3 separate regions of the Homo sapiens genome follow, and regions 1 and 2 are each linked to region 3. Evidence: chromatin loops called from intact Hi-C (ENCODE). Cell type or tissue: dorsolateral prefrontal cortex. All regions are shown on one strand. Region 1 overlaps ZNF106 (zinc finger protein 106). Region 2 holds the start of LOC105370794 (a long non-coding RNA gene). Region 3 overlaps TMEM87A (transmembrane protein 87A).

What was found. A loop is a pair of places that touch in the nucleus more often than their neighbours do. Peaks named below come from ENCODE experiments on the same cell type or tissue, not always from the same donor. Only the 100,000 strongest peaks of a DNase experiment are listed, where the experiment ranks them.
Region 1: it touches region 3 in a loop (5-fold over the local background); 7 of 110 quality-filtered maps call a loop at or near these places.
Region 2: it touches region 3 in a loop (3-fold over the local background); 4 of 110 quality-filtered maps call a loop at or near these places.

Annotation. Positions count from the first base shown.
Region 1 is chr15:42,468,334-42,476,333 of GRCh38, forward strand. It overlaps ZNF106 (zinc finger protein 106), which reads right to left. Exons shown (of 22, transcript NM_001366845.3): 2 at 3,903-3,988. The coding sequence starts at 3,956. Among named protein-coding and RNA genes, the nearest start is that of ZNF106, 19 kb to the right of the region's middle. In dorsolateral prefrontal cortex, a CTCF peak has its summit at 3,451 (motif pointing left); a DNase peak (open chromatin) is centred at 3,345; H3K27ac peaks cover 2,242 bases.
Region 2 is chr15:42,382,434-42,390,433 of GRCh38, forward strand. It overlaps CAPN3 (calpain 3), which reads left to right. Exons shown (of 24, transcript NM_000070.3): 2 at 2,050-2,119; 3 at 3,734-3,852; 4 at 5,320-5,453; 5 at 6,495-6,663; 6 at 7,520-7,663. It overlaps LOC105370794 (a long non-coding RNA gene), which reads right to left and starts at 3,598. Exons shown (of 3, transcript XR_932178.3): 1 at 3,533-3,598; 2 at 3,270-3,386; 3 at 2,114-2,724. RefSeq lists enhancers at 2,053-2,608, 3,103-4,302 and a silencer at 2,295-2,477. In dorsolateral prefrontal cortex, CTCF peaks have their summits at 3,237 and 3,440; no DNase peak of the experiment used is centred here; H3K27ac peaks cover 2,345 bases.
Region 3 is chr15:42,223,022-42,231,021 of GRCh38, forward strand. TMEM87A (transmembrane protein 87A) reads right to left here. Exons shown (of 20, transcript NM_015497.5): 13 at 5,691-5,799; 14 at 4,690-4,748; 15 at 3,785-3,888. The region is part of intron 2 of VPS39-DT (VPS39 divergent transcript); the gene reads left to right. Among named protein-coding and RNA genes, the nearest start is that of VPS39-DT, 19 kb to the left of the region's middle. In dorsolateral prefrontal cortex, CTCF peaks have their summits at 3,852 and 4,051; a DNase peak (open chromatin) is centred at 3,850; H3K27ac peaks cover 2,518 bases.

The DNA of each region.
Region 1 (8,000 bases), 250 kb after region 3:
TCCCAAAGTTCTGGGATTACAGGCATGAGCCACTGTGCCCAGCCAAAACACTTCTTTTAAATGGCAATTTTACTGAAGATTACCATCGTTTCCTTCCTAGCTCTACAGATGCTTCATAAGGAGAGAGTAGGCCAGGTGCGGTGGCTCACGCCTATAATCCCAGCACTTTGGGAGGCTGAGGTGGGCGGATCAAAAGGTCAGGAGTTCGAGACCAGCCTGACCAACATGGTGATACCCCGTCTCTACTAAAAGTACAAAAATTAGCCAGGCATGGCAGCGCGTGCCTGTAATCCCAGCTACTCAGAAGGCTGAGGCAGGAGAATCGCTTGAACCCAGGAGGCGGAGGTTGCAGTGAGCCAAGATCGCGCCATTGCACTCCAGCCTGGAGACAGAGCAAGACTCCGTCTCAAAAAAAATAAAAAATAAAAAAATAAGGAGAGAGTAGCTTTACACATGACCTCTTCTAGCCACAACTGACTGGCCGCTAACTAAAATTAACACTTGTGGACCTGAAAACTAAGACAAGTTAGTGACAGAATAGAATGAAAAATCGATTAATATACACATCTTCGGTGGGGCACGGTGGCTCACGCCTATAATCCCAGCACTTTGGGAGACGGAGGCGGGTGGATCACCTGAGGTTAGGAGTTCGAGACCAGCCTGACCAACATGGTGAAACCCCGTCTCTACTAAAAATACAAATTAGCTGGGCGTGGTGGCGCATGCCTGTAATCCCAGCTACTCAGGAGGCTGAAGCAGGAGGATCACTTGAACCCAGGAGGTGGAGGTTGCAGTGAGCCGAGGTCACACCATTGCACTCCAGCCTGGGCGACAAGAGCAAAACGCCGTCTAAAAAAAAAAACTTCTCAAGTCCTGTTATTCAATGCTTCCTGTTATTCAATTCCTCCTTGATTTAGATGCTTACCAATATGCCTAATCCCCTTTACTTGAGCTAAATTTAAGTGAGTTCTGTTCCTTACAACAAAACCATTCCTGACCAAAACAGCATTCACTGAAATGGGTTTGTCTGACAAAAAAACTGATTCTTCTTACTATAAAAATGTTATCACCCACTAATAGTTTTAATGTGACTTTTGTTTTTTTTAAAACACTTCACTAATCTTGTCCTAAATTTACATGCAAAACCTTCTCCCATCCTGCTCCAAGGAATGAATACAAACATTGAGACAACTGAGCTTTCAAAAATCATTAGAAAAAATTCAGCCAGACATGGTGGCTCACACCTGTAATTACGCCCAGTACTTTGGGAGGTCAAGGTGGAAGGATCACTTGAGCCTAGGAGTTCAAGATCAGTGTGGGCAACCTAATAAGACATCATCCCTACAAAAAAAAATTTTTAATTAAAAAATAGCACATGCCTGTAGTCCCAGCTACTCAGGAGGCTGAGACGGGAGCATCACCTGAGCCTGGGACACAGAGGTTGCAGTGAGCTGAGATGGCTCCACTGCACTCCAGCCTAGACAGCAGGGTAAGACCCTGTCTCAAAATGAAACAAAACAACAACAAAAAAAAAAAAAGAAAAAAAAGAAAGAAAGAAAAGAAAAAAGATCCACAGGCACAGGATTAAGGTAATAGCCCCAAATGCATTCCTTCTCATGTATTAGGCTTCTATTTAGGCCTTGTATATTAATCAGTATTATATTTTTAAAGGCTGGGTTGGTTGGAGGGGAGGGGGGACTCATGGTTAAACACATGTGGAAAACATTGAATAATACAAAAAATATGACCAGGTGTAGTGGCTCACACTTGAGGCCAGGAGTTCAAGACCGGCTGGGCAACACAGTAAGACTCCATCTCTATTATACACATATATTTAACTCCAGGGCTTCTCAGTATTTTATGTTAATGGGCCTCAGGATACTCAGGGATACCTTACACAGCTTTTCCCCATACTCAAGTCACTTAGAACCTTTTCTCCTCCATAGTTTATTTGGAGAAACCAGAGTTACACTAGTTTGGGAAATTGGAGACAAGCATGGCTTCAACACCAATTGTTCATAGTCCTATCTGAAAATAAGTATCAGTTATCCCTTCCAACTAACCCATTTTGTTACTTTCTTAAGTCATACCACTCACTTAAAGCAGGCCATTCCCTTGCTTTAAAAAAAAATAAAAAGGCAAAAAATAAAAATAAAAACTACAACCAGCTTTTCCTTTTTTTAAAAAAAAGGAAAATAAATAAAAACTACAATCAGCTTTTCCTAGGGCAGGAGTAGATAATTCCAGCCCTTCATTTAACTTCATTATGATCATGGAAAAGTATGAAGAGATAAAAGTATGTTTGAAACCAGAGTAGCAGAGCCAGAAAGATTTAAAATGGCAAAATCACAAAATCATGGTATCACAAGATAGGGCTGCTATTCTATGAAACTCTGATATCACATCTCTGAACAGCAGCCTTTCCATCTCACATCTTCTCCCTACCTCTGTCCAACGTGAAAGTAGTCATAAGGAATTCTGACTTATTGACAATTTGTATAAACCTTCATCAAATTTTTAAAACTAGAAGAGCATTCTTCTATTTTTGTAAACAGTAGCAGGTATATTATTAAACATGATTTTTAAATCTCACTAATTTTTCCATCACTAACAGAAATCTAGATAGAAAAAAAAATAGTATCCACCCAAGTCTACTTGGTGGATCATAATCGACCCTTCAGTCTGGCATCCAACACTGTTTATCAACTATCTTCACTTAATTACAAATTACAGTCCTGCTATTCCCAAGGCAAAACTGTTTTAATCAGATGAGCCTTCTTGCCAACTCCTAGAACTGTCATACTCCATTCCATTTGTCTCTGTACATGTTGTTCTCCTACCCAAAATATCTCTTCCTCGTTTCTCTTAAACCATCGTTACTCTAGACACTTTTCAAAGTTTACCACTTCCACTCACACTTCCCTGGCTAACCTAGCCCATGATCCTCCCAGTTCTCTGCATTTCCAGTAACAATCAAGAGCATCTTAAAAGCAAAGAGAATAAATTCCTCAGTATTTAAACTAGCAGCACTACTCTGAAAGCAAATGATAAAGGCAGGTAAAGGCAAAAAGTGACACAAATTGCAGCCAATTTTAGGTCCTAAAAAGATGTTTTGGCCGGGCACAGTGGCTCATGCCTGTAATCCTAGCACTTTGACAGGCCCGAGGCAGGTGAAAAACCTGTGGTCAGGAGTTCAAGACCAGCCTGTGCAACATGGTGAAACCCTGTCTCTACTAAAAATACAAAAATCAGCCATACCCAGCAGCACATGCCTGTAATCCCAGTTACTTGGGAGGCTGAGGCAGGAGACTCACTTGAACTGGGGAGGCAGAGGTTGCAGTGAGCTGAGATTGCGCCACTGCACTCCAGCATAGGCAACACAGTTAAGTCTCCATTTCAAAAAAAAAGTTTTACTTTGAGCAACATCCCCACCTTGTGGACATCTAGGATATTGTTAATACCATTTCTGCTGTGCTGCATTTTTCACAAGCATAGGCATAAACAGATTGTAGGTACATATAATAGATGCTATATCCTTAGCTAATCAAAAAGTACATGATTTTAAAATTACAGAAAGCAGTATGACTTCAAATAACCTTGGAATTTTAAGGTATCTTCCCTATAACTGGTTACTAAATTTCTGTGTCATCTAGTTTTGAATACGCTCAAATTCTGGATGGACAGAAGTTTAATAATACAGGTACTGGCTTTAGGAGGCAGTAACGAGAAAGAAACCAGTGGAATGAGACTATGGTTTAGGAAAGAAAAGAAGCATAAATAAGACATTGTCAAAGCTTTTCCTATTAATAACATATGTCTATTAATATTAATAACATCTATTAATAACATGTCTCTTTAAAAAATAGTCATAAAGCCTCAGATTCTCCCTCTTCCATTATTACCTTTTTTGAGCTGTACACGATGTGGCATAATATGCATTTTCGTTCTCGTACCATAGTGACCAGATCTGAAGCACTCAACGTCACAGCTGCAATGAGGAAGTAACATTTAGTAACCTTTTCTCCTCAGTACCTTCTTACATTCATCTTCACATAACCAAAATTACAAGTCTTATCTTCCTCACCTCCACCTTGCTCCTCCCCCAGATCTTTCCGTTTCCAGGTGCATAGGGTAAACATTTTGGGAGCCATCCTTGATCCTTCTTTTTCACCCCATATCCACCCTCATTAGGAAATTGTCAGACCTACCTTGCTATATAGCCAAATTCCAACACTTCTCACCACCCAGCACATCTCTCATCCCACACGGCATTACCCTACTACTGAAACGACTCCTTCCTTCTGCTCTTGTCCTCTCACAGCTGATTCTCAAAACAGTGTTTTGAGAGTAGCCAAAGATTCTTAGAATAAGATTCTTTTAAAGTTTAATTCAGAATGGACAGGTGCAGGGGCTCACGCCTGTAATCCCAGCATTTTGGGAGGCCGACGCGGGCAGATCACGAGGTCAGGAGTTAGAGACCAGCCTGGCCAACATGGTGAAACCCCGTCTCTACTCAAAATACATAAATTAGCTGGGTGTGGTGGCAGGTGCCTGTAATACCAGCTACTCAGGAGGCTAAGGCAGAATTGCTTGAACCCAAGAGCGGAGGTTGCAGTGAGCTGAGATTGCACCACGGCACTCCAGCCTGGGCGACAGAGCAAGACTCCAACTTTGAAAAAAAAAAAAAAAACAAGTTTAAGTTAGAACATATACAGGTTGAAAATTCCAAATCTAAAAATCTGAAATCTGAAATCTGAAATGATCCAAAACCGGAAACTTTTTGGGTGTCAACATGATGCTCAAAGGAAATGCCCGCTGGAGCAGTTTAGATTTGGAATGTTCCGATTTGGGATGTTCAGCCAGTAAGTACGCAAATATTCCAAGATCCGAAAAAATCTGAACTCCACAACACTTTTGGTCCCAAGCATTTCGGATAAAGGAACTCAACCTGTATGTAATTCCTCTGCTCAGAATTTCCCAATGGCGTCCATCTCACTCACAGAAAACCTAGTCTTTGCCATGGCTACAATATCTGTTTCTCTCTTCCTCTCCGAATCATTCGCATGCCCTCCCGTTCTTCCTCTATCATTCTGGTGCACTTGCATTCCCCTCGTTGCTATTCTTTGTTCACATCACAGATCCTCCCACCTTTGCACCTCTACATTTTCTGTTCTCTGCCTGGAATATTCTTCCTTAAAAAGTCCTTATGGTTCCCGTGGCTCATTCATTTCCATCAGGTATCTAAAATATTGCCTTATGGGAGAGGCCCTGCCTAACCCTCTACATAATATTGCACTTTCTGACACCCCACCTCTCCACATAGTTCCAGTTTCTCTATTCCCCTATTAACCTGCTTAATTTTTTATAGCACTGTGGTAGATCATGTTTCCATAGAAGGCCTCAACAATATCTGCTACCCCATGTGCTCTTTTGCAATGTGATCTTGCCACCATCCATGAAAAGGTGGATGGAGTCTGTTTCCCCTCCCTGTGAACTATTTTGATCAATAAAATGTGGCAGAAGTGATGCTGTATAACTTAAGAGGCTGGGCTTTCAGAAATCTGTACCTTCTGCCTCTGCCCACTTGTTACACTCCCTCTTGAAAGCCAGCCACCGTGCTGTGAGAAGCCAAAGCCACAGGGAAAGGCCAGGTAAAAAAAGAACTGAGGCCCCCACTGAGTACCCAAACAACAAGCAGGACCAACTGACAGCCAGAAGCGTGAGCCATCTTGGGGGCTCCAGGTCCAGCCACCAATGAGAGACCCCCAAGTGAGACCAATACATACACCATCCAGATAAGCCCTCTTCAACCCAGAGAATTGTGAGACACAATACAAGAGTTGTTTTAAGCCAGGAAATTTTGGAATAGTTTATGAACAAGTGACATCTGGAACATTATCTTTTACTACCTGACATAGTATGTATTTGTTATTCTCTGTCTCTGCCAATTAAAATTTAAATTCCGTGAGAAAAAGGACTTTGCATATTTTGTTCACTAGTATAGTTCGGTCTAGCACTTAGAACAGTGTATGACATATCATAAGGAATTCAAAAGTATTTGTTGATTATTCCAAATGGAACTATCCATCTTGGGTTACTAAATGTGAGTTTAGTAACTGAGCTGAGTAAATAGCAGGGTTTGAGGCCAGGCACAGTGGCTCACAGCTGTAATCACAGCACCTTGGGAGGCTGAGGTGATAGGATCACTTGAGGACAGGAGTTCAACACCAGTCTGGGCAACATAGTGTCTCTACAAAAAATGAAAGAATTAGCTGGGTACTATGGCTCATGCCTGTAATCCCAGCTACTTGGGAGGCACAGCAAGGAGGATTCCTTGAGCCCAGGAGTTTGAGGTTATAATGAGCTATGATTGTGCCACTGTACTTCCACCCTGGGTAAGAGTAAGGCTCTCTATAAAAAGAAAGAAAGAAAGAAAGAAAATACCAGGGGTTTAGATTAAGACTCAACAATGGTTTACTCTTTCATAATCCTCTGGCACTAGCACACTTTCCTCAAGTCCCTGCTAGAGATGCTCTATATGAAATTTTAAATCTACTCCCCAAGCAGCATTGTTCCTTCTTCTACAGAAAACATCAGGCTCTAATAGATCTGCTTCCTCATTTGGGGTACATTCCTTAGGAGATTTTAAAACTGTGACATAATGAGGTTACAAACTACCACAGTTTAATCTGTAACTCCTAGATAATATGGCAGAAGGACCAATGAAAGAGGCCTAAGGTTCTCCACTCCTGTGATTACTCGGCAGTTTTCTTGCCATGCAACCCACTTCATAATATTACTGAATGCCTAAATAATTTTATTCAATAATAAAGTTCAGGCCAGGCATGGTGGCTCATGCCTATAATCCCAGCACTTTGGGAGGCCGAGGTGGGTGGATAACTTGAGGTCAGGAGTTCAAGACCAGCCTGGCCAACATGTCTCTATTAAAAATACAAAAATTAGCTGGGTATGGTGGCACGTGCCTGTAATCCCAGCTACTCGGGAGGCTGAGGCAGGAGAATCGCTTGAACCCAGGAGGCAGAGGTTGCAGTGAGCCGAGATGACGCCCCTGCACTCTAGCCTGGGCGACACAGCGAGACTCTGTCTCAAAAAATAAAAATAAAAAATAAAATTCAAAACACTAAAGTAAGATTATCGGGTAAAAATATGGACATTTAAGAAAGCTGAATGTCAATTAGCTACCAAAACAAAGAAATATACCTTTGTGGATAGGTACAGTATTATTTATACTTTCCATATTACTAATAATCTCTTAAATCTCAAACAGAAATGTTAAGTGCTGTAGCATACTACTTCTAACTGCTTTATAATGTAACATCTACTTCAACTTTAATTACTACTTACATGCGTTATTTTGTTACTTCATTCAACAAACATTTATTGAGCACTAAGCACTATTCTAAGGGTTGGAGAAATTGGTAAAGATACGTCCAGAAATGTTTTAAATTGTGCTTCCAATTATTAACCACCAAAGCAAAACAGGAACAAGAAACTTAGAAGCAATAAAGTCAGTAAAAGAGTGTGACTCTCTGGTAGAAATTATAGCAGTTACTGTGGAGTTTTTATATATTTACTTGGTTGAAAACCAAGCACTAAAATACAAACTGTGCTTTTATTTGACAAAGCCAACAACATCAACCCCTAGCAAATGGATAAAAAAAATAAAGCCATACAATATAATAGAAATACTCTATATCAACCTTTTAACCAAAGTCTCCCTCTTTTTAGTTATTTTTTCCTTTCACAAGCTCATTTCTAATCTGCATGTATTAAGAATACTCATTTTCATTTTCTTAAAAAATCAAAATATAACTGCCAGCAAAGTATTCAATCGATAAGGAAGATTTAGTATTTAAACCCTGAGGTGACATGATTCCAGGCAAAGTAACTTTAGTTTATATATTCTTAAATTGGGTAAATACATAAATTCCATTAAGCTTTCTGAAATACTGTAATTAGCCCAGTCTTCTAGATGGGAA
Region 2 (8,000 bases), 160 kb after region 3:
TCTTGGCTCACGGCAATCTCTGCCTCCCAGGTTCAAGCGATTCTCTCACCTCAGCCTCCCAAGTAGCTGGGACTATAGGCATGCGCCACCATGTCCAACTAATCCTTTTAATCTTTGTAGAGACGGGGTCTCACTATGTTGCCCAGACTGGTCTCGAACTCCTGGCCTCAAATGATCCTCCCACCTTGGCCTCTCAAAGTGCTGGGATTACAGGTGTAGGCCACCACACCTGGACAATATTATTATTTCTTATGGTTCATATTTCTTAGTATCTTCATAACATTCAAGGTTCATATTTCTTTATGGTTTTGGTTTTTGTCCTTAGGATATATTCCAAAAGGGATAGACAGCCAAAATGTTACATTTTAAGTGACTTGAAGTAATTATTTTTCTGTGAATGGTTATGCAGTTAGGTCCCTTTGCTTCGGTTTGCTTTCAGCTTTTACAGATGGCTTTTTAAAATAATTTTTTCTTTAATTTTGGCTCTTAATTATTTAAAACTTTACATGATTCCTAAGTCAAAACTATTTTTAAACAGTTATATTCAGAGTTCTACTTCCATCCCTATTTCTACCACCTTATTCCTTCCCTCCCCATATAGGTAAACGTTTTTGAAAACGATTGTTTTGGTTTATCCTTCCATTCCACTCAGAGTTGCAGATGGGACGCATGCTGTGGGGTGTAGCATAAGCAAGACTTTCCATCTACTAGGAGTATACACCCCTGAGTGCAGGAGCTTCAGCTCACTTGGGTATATTGGGTTGTTGTGATGGGGGTTGGGGGAAGGTGGAGAGAGAGACCCTGTTTGAACTGTGTCACAGGAATGCCAAGACTCCATGAAGCTGAGAAGAATGGGGCTAAAACCAGATCACTAGCCTGGCGCGGTGGCTCACGCCTGTAATCCCAGCACTTTGGGAGGCCAAGGCTGGCAGATCACTTGAGGTCAGGAGTTCGAGACCAGCCTGGCCAACATGGCGAAACCTCATCTCTCTCTACTAAGAATATGGAAACCACCCATGGTGGCACACATCTGTAGTCCCAGCTACTCGGGAGGCTGAGACAGGAAAATTGCTTGAACCTGGGAGGCAGAGTTTGCAGTGAGCCGAGATCGCGCCACTGTACTCCAGCCTGTGTCGCCCACTGCACTCCAGCCTGGCGACACAGTGAGACTCTGTCTCAAAAACAATACAAAACACTGAATCTATATTTTATTTATTTTTATTAATTTATTATTATTATTATTATTTTGATTCTCCTGTCTCAGCCTCCCAAGTAGCTGAGATTACCTGTCACCACGCCTGGCTAATTTTTGTATTTTTAGTAGAGACAGGGTTTCACTATGTTGGCCAGGCTGGTCTTGAACTCCTGACCTCAAGTGATCCACCCGCCTTGGCCTCCCAAAGTGCTGAGATTACAGGTGTGAGCCACCACGCCCAGCCGACACTGCCCTAACTCTCAAGTTGCATCCTTACTCGAATAGTATGACAGTGTGGGAAGCAGCATGGGACAATGTAAAAAGGAGGCATGTTTCTGGCTTCTGCTACTTACTAGCTGTGTGTCTTTGCACGAGTTTCTTAACCTCTCTGGGCCTCAGTTTCCTTATCTGAAAAATAACAATGATAGTATTCCCTTCACAGGGCCAAATGGAATACTATCAGGAACACTACATAATGGAACTCAATAAATAATAGCTACTGCGGCCGGGCGCGGTGGCTCACATCTGTAATCCCAGCACTTTGGGAGGCCGAGGCGGGTGGATCACAAGGTCAAGAGATGGAGACCATCCTGGCCAACATGGTGAAACCGTATCTCTACTAAAGATACAAAAATTAGCTGGGCATGGTGGCGCATGCCTATAGTCCCAGCTACTCGAGAGGCTGAGGCAGGAGAATCACTTGAACCCCGGAGGCAGAGGTTTCAGTGAGCCAAGATTGCACCAGTGCACTGCAGCCTGGCGACAGAGTGAGACTCCGTCTCAAAAAAATACCTATCTATCTATCTGTCTATCTACTGTTATTCTTACCTGGTCATTTCCTTTTTGTTTCACAGGAAATTTGCGAGAATCCCCGATTTATCATTGATGGAGCCAACAGAACTGACATCTGTCAAGGAGAGCTAGGTAGGAAAGTGCCTCAGGTCAGATCCTGCCAGATGATCAAGGGGTGATTACAAGGTGTGATCCCCTTCCAGGAGGTAAAGGGACAATCTGTGCTTGCTTCCAGTAACTTTTTGGAAGATTTTTTATAACAGTTGCTTTATGGTCGTTTATCTACATGCTGGCGATTGCTTCATTTCCTCCTACATGCCTCTTTAGCACTCTGCCATGCATCACAGGGGGTATCTGCATCCTGTGGCCTCCTCTCCAGTATCTCAAGGACACTTACATACCCCACTCAGCATGACAAAAGCCCTGCTTTTCACTGTATCGTCTTTCTTGGAAGACAGCTCTGTGACTGTGCACCAAGCATGCCCCTTGGGCATGGAGATTCTAGATACACACACAAAAGGCATCGCCAAGGAAAGCACTTGTAACTGGAACCCTTGTTTAAATTGCCCCAGCATAGCTCCATCTTAAAAGAGTCTTTCCACAAAGATGGCATCCGCCATGTGGATGAGCATCCAATTTTCTCTTTGATTGGTTAGCTTGACTGCTCCATCTGATCTTCCTCTCTCTCGACCTCTTGTTCAGAAAGTATTGTCTTTGGTGTGGACTATAAGCAAGCTCTGTGAAGTAAAATTGGAGAGAACACCAACAGAAACAATTTAAATTTGAGGAAAAGGGGGCACCTAAGACCAAAGGAATTTGGCTTATTTCATTCCAGAAGGGGAGGCTGAGAATAAATCAGATGAATATCTGGGTTCCTGCACCTGAGGGAAGGCTTCCTGCAGAGCCCTGGGCATAATAATCTGGGACCTTCAAACCAATAACCTCTTTCCAAGGAAAGACTGGCTGCTTCCAAGGAGGGTAGGGGAGAGTGGCTGCAGGCAGCTCTCAGTCTCCCCTGCACACTCTCAGTTGCATTTCACTTAACCCATCCTCCTTAGAAGGCAGCTCTGTGACCAGGTACACCCCCTATTATATATATATATACACACACAGAGAGAGAGAGAGAGAGAGAGAGAGAGAAAGAGAGCAAAGTGTTACCTCCAACTACATACAGTACTCTGTCAGAAAAGAGGTTCAGAGAATAAGAAAACGTCCCGAGCTCATTCCGTTGCCAGCAATGTCTTACTGCCCCCTATAGACGGGTTCCAGGGCAGCTGCCTACCTGGCCTTCCTTCCAATACAAATCATCTTGGTGGATGGTTCTCTGAGGCTCAGTCTTCGCTGAAGTCAGAAGAGGAATTGGACTCACATTGCAAAGGCACAGGGCAGGGCAGATTTCCTACAGGTGTTAGGAAGAACAACCCAGTTATGATCACCTACTGCTCTGTCTCCATTGAGGCCTAAAAAGGAAGTGAGTTTATACTGCAGTTGGAGGAACTGCCTGCAGCCTTGAGGAAAATGTCTAGTCACAAGGGAGTAAGTTACCTGTTGATCATATTGTCAAGGAATTCCTGTCCAATTCTCCTTCCCTGGGTTGACACCTCTGTAAGGTCAGATCTGGAAGTAGGAGAGTGGGCACCAAGGGAGTCCCCGTTCAGGGAAGTGGAGTGGCTGGCTGGGATTGGGGCTTTTTCTTCCCAGGAGGAGCAGGAGTGCTCACGATCTGTGCCCTGTGTCTGCCTGCAGGGGACTGCTGGTTTCTCGCAGCCATTGCCTGCCTGACCCTGAACCAGCACCTTCTTTTCCGAGTCATACCCCATGATCAAAGTTTCATCGAAAACTACGCAGGGATCTTCCACTTCCAGGTGAGGTAATGAGAGTGTAGTTAAGAGGGCCAGCGGCAGGCCACCCACCGCTGGTCTCCTGGCCTTGACTTCCCAGAAGCTGGAGGAAACTTCCCACCCATCTACCCGCAGCGGCAACAGTCGGCATGGACCCCCTTAAGGCTTCAAGCCTGGGAGGAAGCAGTTGCTTATCTCTGGCTCCCTAATCCCTCCCCCACCACCTTCCACTATGTCCCAGAAAGACAGGAAGACATCCTGTTTACTGTGGGTCTATTTTTGTCTTTGCAGCTGTCTGGCTGCTTTTATTGCCTGCAGCCCTTCTCAAGTAGGTCCCTAAGATATTAGCACTGTGACACCACAGGACCCTTCAGGTTGTACAGGAACCCCTGTCCAGGGCTCCTGTATACTTCTTCCTCTCTAAGGCATGGCGGTACCAAGGCTATCACTCCTCTCTTCCAAGCCCTGGAAGAAGAGTCTGCTTAACCTGGGGATCAGGCTTCTTGTTTGCCCTAGAACTGAATCTGATGGTTCTAGAATCCATCCAGCTACTGGAAATTTTCTGGGTCCCAGTCACCTTGGCATAGAGCTGGTGCTAGAGCAGAACCAAACTGAATTCTACCTGTGAGGGTCTCGTAGCTTCCGGGATGCTGGGGAGTCAGCCTGTCTCCAGCTTCAAAGGCTCCCTCATGTCCCAGGATGACCCACATTATCAGTTCTTGCTCCCCGGGTCTTGCACCTCAGCACGGAAGGCCTCAGAAAAGGTCTGTCTCCAGGCTCAGACTCCCCCTCCTGCCGCCTTGGGAACATGGCATATTTAAAGGGTCTCAGATCTAAAGGGCCTTACATACAAATATCAGATAGATTTCTGTTCTCATTTCAATGAGGGAGAAAGTGCCATTGAAAAGGAGACTAAACCACATTTGGCCCTTTTCAGTTCAAACTGATTCATTCAAAAAAGAGCGACATCCAAACTTGAAATGATTGAACAATGTTCCTGCTACAGCTAGAATAGATTCTGGGTCACTTTGTTCCTCCGTTTCAATCCTTGTTCTTCAGTTTGGCATCAAGAAATACCTAAATCAGCACAGTGCCTTCACTGCATAGTTCCCAATCCTGGCCACATTGAATCAGCTGGGGGCACCTGAGAGTGCTGACACCCAGGCCCTGCCCCAGACCTGCTGAGCAGGAGAATGAAAATCTTACATCCTAAGACACTCATGGAGCACCTACTCTACCCATTACTGGGCTGGACTCTGTGGAAGACATGAAGTATATGTAACTCACTTCCAGCTCTCAAAAAGCACCCAGTCCAGTTAGAGACAGATTTACACACCCCAAACACAAAATAGGATGAACAGGCACCCAGATGCAGAGTCCAGGAAATGATGCTGCTTTGGGATTCAAGAACCCCCTGAGGAATGTGGAGGAAGGACACATTTCCTAACAGTAATTTGAGTATGTGACTCTGTGCGTGACGCTTCTGTGCAGTTCTGGCGCTATGGAGAGTGGGTGGACGTGGTTATAGATGACTGCCTGCCAACGTACAACAATCAACTGGTTTTCACCAAGTCCAACCACCGCAATGAGTTCTGGAGTGCTCTGCTGGAGAAGGCTTATGCTAAGTAAGCAACACTTTAGAATGTGAGGTGGGGCTAGAGGTGAGAAAGTGGGTTGCAAAATCCAGCCGAGACCTCACTCACAGGAAGAGGCATGTGCCTCTATACGTGCATATGTGTGGGCATGCAAGTCCAACTGTGACCCAAAGTTAGAGATCAGTTCCAGGCAACAACAGCTCTAACTAAAAACATTAAATTTAAGAGTAGAAATGAAGATTTGCATAGAAGACCTTTAGCTTTAGCTTACCATAGCGAGTTCTTTCATTGCACCTCCATGGTGGCATTGCAAGTCTTGGATCAGAGCATTGTATCTCTGGAGCTCAGATCCCAGGGTCTCGCTTGGCTCAACCTCATGTGCTTATAGCAGATTTATAAAGCCATGTTGTCTCTCAACTTAAAAGCTCCACCCCAGATGCTAATAATGGATTTTTTAAATTTTTTTGAAACAAGGTCTCACTCTGTAATGCAGGCTGGAGTGCAGTGGTGCAGTCACGGCTCACTGCAGCATTGACCTCCTGGGTTCAAGGTGCTCCTCCCACCTCAGCCTCCCAAGTAGCTGGGACTACATGCGGGCATCACCATGCCCAGTTAATTTTTGTATTTTTTTGTAGAGACGGGGTTTTGCCATGTTGCCCAGACTGGTCTCGAACTCTTGGGCTCATGCAATCCACCAGCCTTGGCCTCCCGAAGCGCTGGGATTGCCGGTGTGAGCCACCACACCGGCAGCTGCTAATGGCTTTAATGCAGCCCTTCCTCAACGTTCAGGATGTAGTGGAAAGAGCTCTCAGGAAGTGGGGATAGCTGGGTTTCAATCCCAGTGCTTCTGGCTCTCTGTGGTCTTGGGTGGGTCACTTAGCCTCTTGAGCTCAGTTTCTTCATTATGAAGAAAGGGAATCATTGTTTCCATCCCATGAGCTCATAGGGTTAATGTGGAATTGATGAAAGAACATCACAGCATCCAAGAGGTAAAGTTCTGGTGGCAGTGGTACCTGGGTTTTGTTCCCTGGAACTCTGTGACCCCAAATTGGTCTTCATCCTCTCTCTAAGGCTCCATGGTTCCTACGAAGCTCTGAAAGGTGGGAACACCACAGAGGCCATGGAGGACTTCACAGGAGGGGTGGCAGAGTTTTTTGAGATCAGGGATGCTCCTAGTGACATGTACAAGATCATGAAGAAAGCCATCGAGAGAGGCTCCCTCATGGGCTGCTCCATTGATGTAAGTCTGGGGTGTGGGGCACAGGGTGGGGAGCTCCAAGTGTCAGGAAGCCTTTTACCCAATGAAGGGCAGCATAGAGCTTTTGTGTGGGACAGAGCGAATGTTTTGTTTGAGGAAGCAGGAACTGGCTCTCAACTTTGAGGACTGGGAATTTCTCAAGGGAGAACAGTTCTTCCGGATTTTCAATAAAGACACTGGTCAAGGACATTTCAAGCCCTGGAATGTCAGTGGAAATCAGTCCAGAGGCCTGTGTCAGTGGAGGCCTCCCTTGCTGGTGCTCCTCAGTCTCAGCACGCTCCCATTAAGCTGGCCACGTACTTGGCTGTGGACCTGAGCCCACCATTTCCCTAAGAAAGCCTCCCAGTCACTGGGCTTTCACCACACCTCCCCGCTTGAGACGTGGGCTTTGTGTTGTTACCTGGGAGAAGCTAAGCCTGCAGCACCTTTCAGTGCAAAGAAATGCTGTGAACTGAGACAGGAGCCAAGGGTAGGGAGATGGCCGCCCATGGCCAGGCCTCCTTCAGGGGGCATGCCTTCCCTGAGGGCTGCTCAGTATATTGATATGATAATCTTAGTGGTTTCCATTGGGGAGGATGGGGCTGAAGCTGAATTCCTGCCCCTTCTTCTCCCAACACGCCCAATGGACAGCTTGGAAGGTCAGTTAGCACACAACACCATGGATGAACTTTTTTTCTGTATCACTTTTCTCCGTCTTTCCTCCATTCGTGCTCTGTTGATCTCTCCTCTCTCCCTTTGTCTGTCCCATCTCTTTCTCCTCTCTCCTTCCCTTTCCACCCTTCTGTGTTTGTTCTCTCCCTCCCCTGTGTTGTTCCCTACATTCTCCATCGGGCCTCAGGATGGCACGAACATGACCTATGGAACCTCTCCTTCTGGTCTGAACATGGGGGAGTTGATTGCACGGATGGTAAGGAATATGGATAACTCACTGCTCCAGGACTCAGACCTCGACCCCAGAGGCTCAGATGAAAGACCGACCCGGGTGTGTACACCTCCGATTATCAGAACTGACCATCCCTCCAACCCACATGACCCCGCCCTATTAGTGTCAGACTCCCCTCAGCAGCCAGGGCCTTACCCACACACCCCCACCTGGCACCTCCCAAGGGTCTGGGTTGAAATAACTTGCTCAGCCAAGGCTCCTGAAGAGGGTGCAAGAACCAGGATTTTGGAGGGAATCTCTGCTGGAGTTTCTGCATATTCCATGGTCCAGGCAGTTCCTCTCATAACGAACTATCAGACAGAAATACTTGTAAAGATACTTCATTTATTTTGAAATATTTTTCCTCTTCTAATGTATTCATTTATTCATTCAACAC
Region 3 (8,000 bases):
TAAGATTATTAACTGGCAGAAAATATATGCAATACTTAGAACAAACAAAATATTGGCATACAAAATATATCAGAAATTCCTACAAATTGGGCCTGGTATGGTGGCTCACGCCTGTAATCCCAGCGTTTTGGGAGGCCAAGGCAGGCAGATCGCTTGAGCTCAGGAGTTTATAACAAGCCTGGGCAACATGGCAAAACCCCATCTCTACAAAAAATACAAAGATTAGCCCAGTGTGGTGGTGCACACCGGTGGTCCCAGCTACTCAGGAGGCTGAGGTGGGAGGATCATTTGAGCCCAGGAGGTGGAGGTTGTAGTGGGCCAAGGTTGCTCCACTACACTCCAGCCTTGGCTTCAGAGCGAGACCCCATCTCAAAATAAATAAATTCCTACGAATCAATACATAAGTGATTGTTACAGTCTGAATGTCTGTCCCCTCCAAAACTCATGTTGAAACCTAATTCCCAGGGTGACAGTGTTGGGAGTTGGGCCTAATGGAAGGCATTTAGGTCATGAGGGCTCCACCCTCATGAATGAATTAATGCTGTTACATAAAGGGTTTTCTGGAGTGGGCTCTCCCTTTTGCCCTTCCACCTTCTGTCATGTGACGACCCAGTAAGAAGGCCCTCACCAGATGCTGACACTGCGAGCCAACAAATTTCTGTTCATTATAAACAAACAGTCTGTGGTAGTTTGTTATAGCAGCTGAAAATGGACAGAGACAATGATCAATAAGCCAATAAAAAATAAGCTAAAGATCCAACCTTAAATGCAAAAAGTAACAATATTAATTCTCATCCACCAAATCTGCAGAAATTAAATAAAATGATGGGACATAAAACAAGGGAAGAAGAAAAAACCTCTCTCATACCATTGTTGTTAAATATGCAATTTCTTTCAGGTTTTTTTTGGGAACGTAATCTGGAAATACTTTAAAAATTACAATCTACACATATCCTTCAACCTAGCAAATCCAAGCCCACTCATTAAATATTTCTTGAGCATGTGCCAGTGTGTAGTGAGAACCTAACCTTCATTGACTAATGTGAGGTGATCCCGACACCCATAACATGTCCTGTCTTTATTTGCCTGGGGACTTTGGCTGACAGTGTAACAGTATGGTTTATGATAGGGGCTTTGGGCCATGCCATATCAGCTCTGACCTCCAGAGGAAATGGTATTAGCATGACTGCCAGGAGGGGTTGGAAACTAAAAGTCAGCAACAGAGACAGTATGTGATTGAGCCCCAGTAAAAACTCTGGACATTGAAAGCTCAAATGGGTTTCCCACATTGGCAATAGTCTGTGCATACTGTCACATATTTGGCTGGGAGGAGGTAACACTGCCCAATAAAAATCTTGAGTGCTGAACATTAATGGGCTTTCCCAGACAGAAACAATGTGTTACTACATTTTTGTTGCTGGGGAAAAGAACTGACTTGATGTACTTCCTCAGAAGAGAGACCGAACACCAGGAAAGAAAATACAGATTTCCCCAGACTCTACCTGCTATCACCATTTTGTTGTAATACACCTTAACTGTGAGTATAACTGTACGCTGCATCCCATGAGGCCTTCTAGTAAATCACTGAACATCAGGATGGTCTTGAGGACCCTGACACACCTCAAACTGGAAATATCCCAAATGCCCATTAATAAGAGAATATGTTAATTTAACTGTACTACACATGTCCCATATTTATGCTATCCATGAAAATGAATGAGTTCAGTTAAACCTGTTACACTGGAAGGAATCTCCACAATGTACTGTCACAAGAGTAATGTAAGATTCCATACATGAACAGGGAAAAGACACATTATAATATGCAGTTAACACTGAAGTCACAGAGAAAGGGGGCAATGTTTTAAAAGAAAAGGGGGAAAAAAAGAAGAGGGAAGGTAACGCAAAAATTTTTTAATGACTGAGGAAGGGAAAATATTTAAATACAAATATAGCTAGTGAGTAACCAGTAGATCAACAGACGGATATAAAAGAAGGGTCTCCAGAATGTAAAAGTTCTTTCTCAATAGTGTGATTTCAGATCTCCTTTATTTTCTTTCATTACTTTTCTCTATTCTGACTTTTTTTGATAAACACATATAAAGTGCATAGTTTGAAATGACAGCAAGGCCATTTTCATGGAGTAAAAGGATTTCACCTATTTTCTATTTCAATCTTTCATTGGGTCTGGTTATAAAATTAGTCATTTATATCATGCTACCCTTTTCCTTCTTTGGTGGTATGGGTGTTTAATATAAGCTCTTAACCGTCTAAATGCAAATGGGGGGGGGGGGAAGGCATAATCACAAAATAAAGCTAGGCAGTTCCTAAATGACTGAAATTTGCCTATAGTTGGACAAATCAGATTTACACATACATTTTTAATTTCAAAGTTGGTTATGTAAGTTTTAATTTTACCCTTTCTATCATTACAAAGTGAGCTGGGCTGCTGGTTACAGAAATTTTCTTTCCTTCTAGACACTAGACAGGAGAGACTCAGTGTAAGTGATACAATTATATCTTCTGTTTTCTTTGAGACAGTCTCACTCTGTCACCCAGGATGGAGTGCAGTGGCGCCATCTCGCCTCACTGCAACCTCTGTCTCCGGGTTCAAGCGATTCTTGTGCCTCAGCCTCCCGAGTAGCTGGGATTAGAGGTGTGCACTGCCATGCTCGGTTAATTTTTGTATTTTTAGTAGAGGTGGGGTTTTGCCATGTTGGCCGAAACCATGTTGGCTCAAACTCCTGGATTCATGTGATCTGCCCACCTTGGCCTCCCAAAGTGCTGGGATTACAGGCATGAGCCACCGTGCCTGGTTGACACAATAGATTATATATCTATCTCCCTTGTTTACTATACAAATACTTACAGTTATACTTGGTTTTATGGTGCTTCATTTTACTGTGCTTCCCAGATTTTGCAGCAACCCTATGTCAAGGAAGTCTATTGGTGCCATTTTCCAACAGTAATGTGCTCACTTTGTGTGTCAGCATTTTTTTTTTGAGAGGGAGTCTCGCTCTGTCACCTATGCTGTGCAGTGGCATGATCTCGGCTCAGTGCAACCTCTGCCTCCCAGGTTCAAGCGATTCTCCTGCCTCAGTTGCCCAAGTAGCTGGGATTACAGGCATCCACCTCCACACTCAGTTAATTTTTGTATTTTTAGTAGAGACGGGGTTCCGCCACGGTGGTCAGGCTGGTCTCGAACTCCTGACCTCAGGTGATCCAACTGCCTTGGCCTCCCAAAGTGCTGGAATTACAGGCGTGAGCCACCACGCCCAGCCCCTGTGTCGGTATTTTTTTTTTTTTTTTGGCAATAAAGTGTTTTTAAATTAACGTGCATATATTTTTTAGACATAATGCTATTGCACACATAGTAGACTACAGAATAGTGTAAACATAACTTTGATATGCACTGGAAAAAACAAAATATGTATGTAACTCAATATCTGCTTTATCGTGATGGTCTGAAACCAAACTTGCAATTTATTTCCATAGTATGCCTGTGTATTTATCACAAAATGTCAGAGCTGAAAGGAACTTCATGTTGCTGGGTTTAATTCCCCCTCAGTATATAGAAAGGAAACTAAGGCCAGAGAGGTGGAGAGGCTGCATGCCAAAAATCATGAAGTTAAGAGGAGAGCTGAGATAGGAACCCAGTTCTTCTGATTCCAGGCCCAGTGTTCCTTCCACTATATGACACAGCCCTGATACTGTCCCCCAATGCACCACCCCTAATTGATGACATGGTCATCTCATGTTAGCAGAGTAAACAGAAGAGTCCAAGAACCTCTGGTTGTTTGCAGATGGTCGCCAGAGAACCATGATGACAAAGAGGATCATGGAGAACAGCAAGCGCCAGATGGCATCGTCTACCCACAGCTCCCGCCAGTCCTACAATACAGGGGAGAAGTACAACATTTATACACATTATCTTAACCCCTTGTTCATAAAGCCTTTGGCATAGAACAAAAATCACTTATTTGTTCATTCAAGTTATGTTTACTAAGAGCCTGCTACGTGCTCAGTACTGTGGTAAGTGTGGGGAAACAAAGTGAATGAATGTAGTTTTTGCCCTTGTAGTGCTTACTGTTGTTAAAGAAAATGCATCAACGGAACAGAGTATTTGTCAAAGCTTCATCATCCCTCTGAGAAGCTTTAAGAAAGGGTTTTATACAGGGTTAAGAGAAAGTTACCTTATACAGTGTAAGAGAAAGTTACATTAGGTTGGTATACTTTATAATTTTCATTTTCATTATTTATTGAACAAAATAAGAGCCTTAGCTGCTTCTGAAGAAATCCTACTGTCACAGTCGTTGAGCTCAGATCTTAAGGATGTGGCTTCTATTCAGATTAGTATTATTTACACATATGGTACTTAATATTTAGTACTCTGGACTTCTTAAGATTTTTAGTTAAAATAAGACTGGGTTATAGCACACTGTAGTTATAACTTACAAAATTCTCTCCCAAAACTGGGAGAATACAGTCAGAAAAAACAAACAAAAAACTACTATACCAAGCACCATGATAGTACAGAATACTTAGGAGGAGGGAAGTATCACAACCCTCAGAGTAGAGACCTAGCTCTAATTTTTTATAAGGTATATAACTTAGAAGAACCTTACCACTGTCATCAACACCATCAGTTGTTTATAAGACAGTACATTATTCATAAATGTGCTTATAACTCACCGACTGACATGTCACTATTCTGAACTTCATGGTTGTCCAGATGATAAACACAATGGATGCTAACAGTAAATGAAAAACCAGGTCAGAGTATGAATGCTGGTTTACATCCCCAATTACATTCCCCCATTTCCGGTTAAGTGGAATCCCACACACCCCGAACCCCCAAATACATCACAACTCTATCAGTTATTTTAACAAATGTATTCAATACAAAAGGACTGTATACCTGCTATCAGCAAGGCTCATGATACATACTCTGGCCAATCCTTTCTCTATTTAAAGAATAATTTGGTAATAATGTTATTTGCCATCTGGCTACATCAGTAACCAGTGTGGTTGGAAAATAAGGTATTGGAAATATAGCTCTTTCCAGCATTATCAATATAATTTTTTTCTCCTTTTATCCTTAGTATAGTAATGCTAATTTTTCTTTGGCTGGTCAGATGAAAAAAAATGGCTGATAAAACGACTGTAACACAAACAGAAGAGCTAGTTCCAATCATAAATCAGACCTCACTATTCCTGGTACAAGGGTCAGGAGGTAGGCAAATTAGCCTAGTTTGGTTACAGTCCACCTAATGTCAATTTTTTACATATGCTTGCTGACATATGTAAAACCACTATAATAGCAATGCACCCTAAAATTCTACAACTATTTAATAAAACTAAACAAACATGTGGTAATGTCTTCTAAAAGGAGTACTCTCTGGCACTTAAGCTAACTAACCTCAAGAAAAAGAATGCCTCAAGAAAGAATGCAAATAGAAGAGGGATAAATGAAGAGCTGAAATATGAGGTTGATTTCCAGCTACTGTACATAAAATAAATGGTTCTCAACTTTTTAAAAACCACAGATCCTTCTGAGAATTTGACAAGAGCTAAGAACCCTTTTCCAAGTGAAATATACAAAACTTTCTATGTCCACCCATGGCCTTTCAGGTTAAGAATGTCCATTCTAAACAGATCACATTTGAACTCCAAGAAGAAAGTCCCAGACTTACCTGCCACTGCCAAAATAAGCGTGTTGGTGAAATGCCGATACAAAGAGAGTTTTACAATGTTCCTCCGAAGTTTTAATAGCTTCATTGTTTGAGTCAGGCTAATAAATATGTGTTTGCAGGTCAAGGAATTCAACATTCAGGAAAAAACAGTAAGCTAGCCAATTAGTTTTCAGGTTTCTTTAAGGATCTGGGGTCATGCCAATAAACTTATAGATCTCTCAGAGGCCTTATAGCTCTCTTATTCTCACTTAATCTCACAAACACCTCAAGATGAATAAGAAAGTCATCATTTTATTTTCTTTTCCTTTTTTTTTTGTGAGGCAAGGTCTAGCCCAGGCTAGAGTGCAGTGGCACAATCACGGCTCACTGCAGCCTTGACCACTGAAGCTCAAGCGATCCTCCCACCTCAGCCTCCCAAGCAGCTGGGACTACAGGCATGTGCCACCATGCCTGGCTAATTTTTAAATTTTTTTGTAGAGATAAGGTCTCGCTATGTTGCTCAGGCTGGTCTTAAACTCCTGACCTCAACTGATCCTCCTGCCTTGGCCTCCCAAAGTGCTGGCATTACAGGCACGAGCCACCATACCTGGCCGGAAGTCATCATTTTCAATGAGACATTAAAGAGAAGACAGAACCAGAATAAAGTAAGAATGTACAAAATCACAAGAGAAAAAATATAAAAAAGAGAAAGGAAGAGGCTTTCTAGAGAAACAAAAAAAAAAGACAGAAAATAAATAGAGAAATGGCAGAAGATAAAGTGAACATGAGTAACAGGCAAGGGACAAAGAGTTAACATCATCTTCTCTCTCCCTTTAAGGTGGGTAGCTCTGTTCTCATCTGTCCAGCAAATCTAGTTGAGGGTCATAATTATACTCGTGCCTATAATCTCCCAGAGATCTACACTCAGTCCCCTCATGCCATCTTAAGGAACCTGCCATCAGTTGCCTGCACTATCCTGAATTAAGAGGACCTTACAATTGGTTGAGAAGCTCATATGGTTTGCTTCCAAAAGCAATGACTCTCCATTTTCAGAACATTATTCTCAAGTAGAAGTTGCCAGAGAAAAACAGGAGGGGAATTGGTGACTACTAAAAATGGTATCTGCTCTCACGTTCAATGTTCTTTTCTTTTTGAGACAGGGTCTCACTCTGTCACTCAGGCTGGAGTGCAGCGGTGCGATCTCGGCTCACTGCAACCTCCGCTTCCAGGGCTCAAGCAATTCTCCTGCCTCAGGCTCCCGAGCAGCTGGGACTACAGGTGCAAGCCACAATGCCTGATGAATTTTTGTATTTTTTGTAGAGATAGGGCTTCGCCATGTTGCCCAGGCTGGTCTCAAACTCCTGAGCTTAAAGCAATCTGCCCATCTCAGCCTCCCAAAGTGCTGGGGTTACAGGCATGAGCCACTGCACCCGGCTCAATTTTCAGAATGAGAAGCAGATACAAAAATAAGGGATTTGGCACTTGCTCTGCCCTTACAGAGCCGTAGCTGTTACCTAGTCATTGGGTTATCTTACTGTACAATCCATTCCCACCTCCCTCTTCTCTCAACGCTTGCAGAGGTTCACAAAACACTTAGAAAGATACTAATCTAGAAAAGCTTTGGCTATTTAGTCCAAGGACACTTTAACTGAAAACTCTTATACAGCAACCCACTCAAATTCACAAAACAATTTTGTTTACATTCACAGTTTTTCAACAGTCACAATCTATCAGGTCAGTAATAATGAAAACTGCTAATAGGACCAAATATATAAAAACCAAAACAAATTCAATAAGATAAAGTCCAAAAACTTGAATCCTTTAGCCATCAGGCCAAGCCCCTAATATATAAATTTAATTTTAAAGAGCAGGAGAAAAAGATTGCTCAAATAGAAGCTTGTTTGTTATCTGCTGGTTGACTCTGCCTGTAAATGAATCAATTATTTATTCTGAAGGGTGGAAATCTTCAAACAATTCCAAGCCAGCTTTTGAATGAGGCAAGAAAACACTCACTCCATAAGGGTTAAAACCTGCTGAACATACAGAGTTTCAGAAAAGTCAAAGCACCTTACATAGTTCCTGAAATCAAATTTTAAGGATCAAAATCTTTTCATAAGTTTCAAAGCATTTAAGAATTGCTAGAGGCTAAAAGGCAGAGCAGGACCAGCACAGCCAGTGACTCTAACACTAAATGATTAGGTACACAAACAAGAAGTGCAAAATCAAGATGAAATGCTCACTTAAAAGAAAAAAGCCAAAAGATTTTATCTCGAGCTCGGTCCACAGTCACCAATTTCCAATTTGATTTTTAAAATTAAAAAAATAGAAACA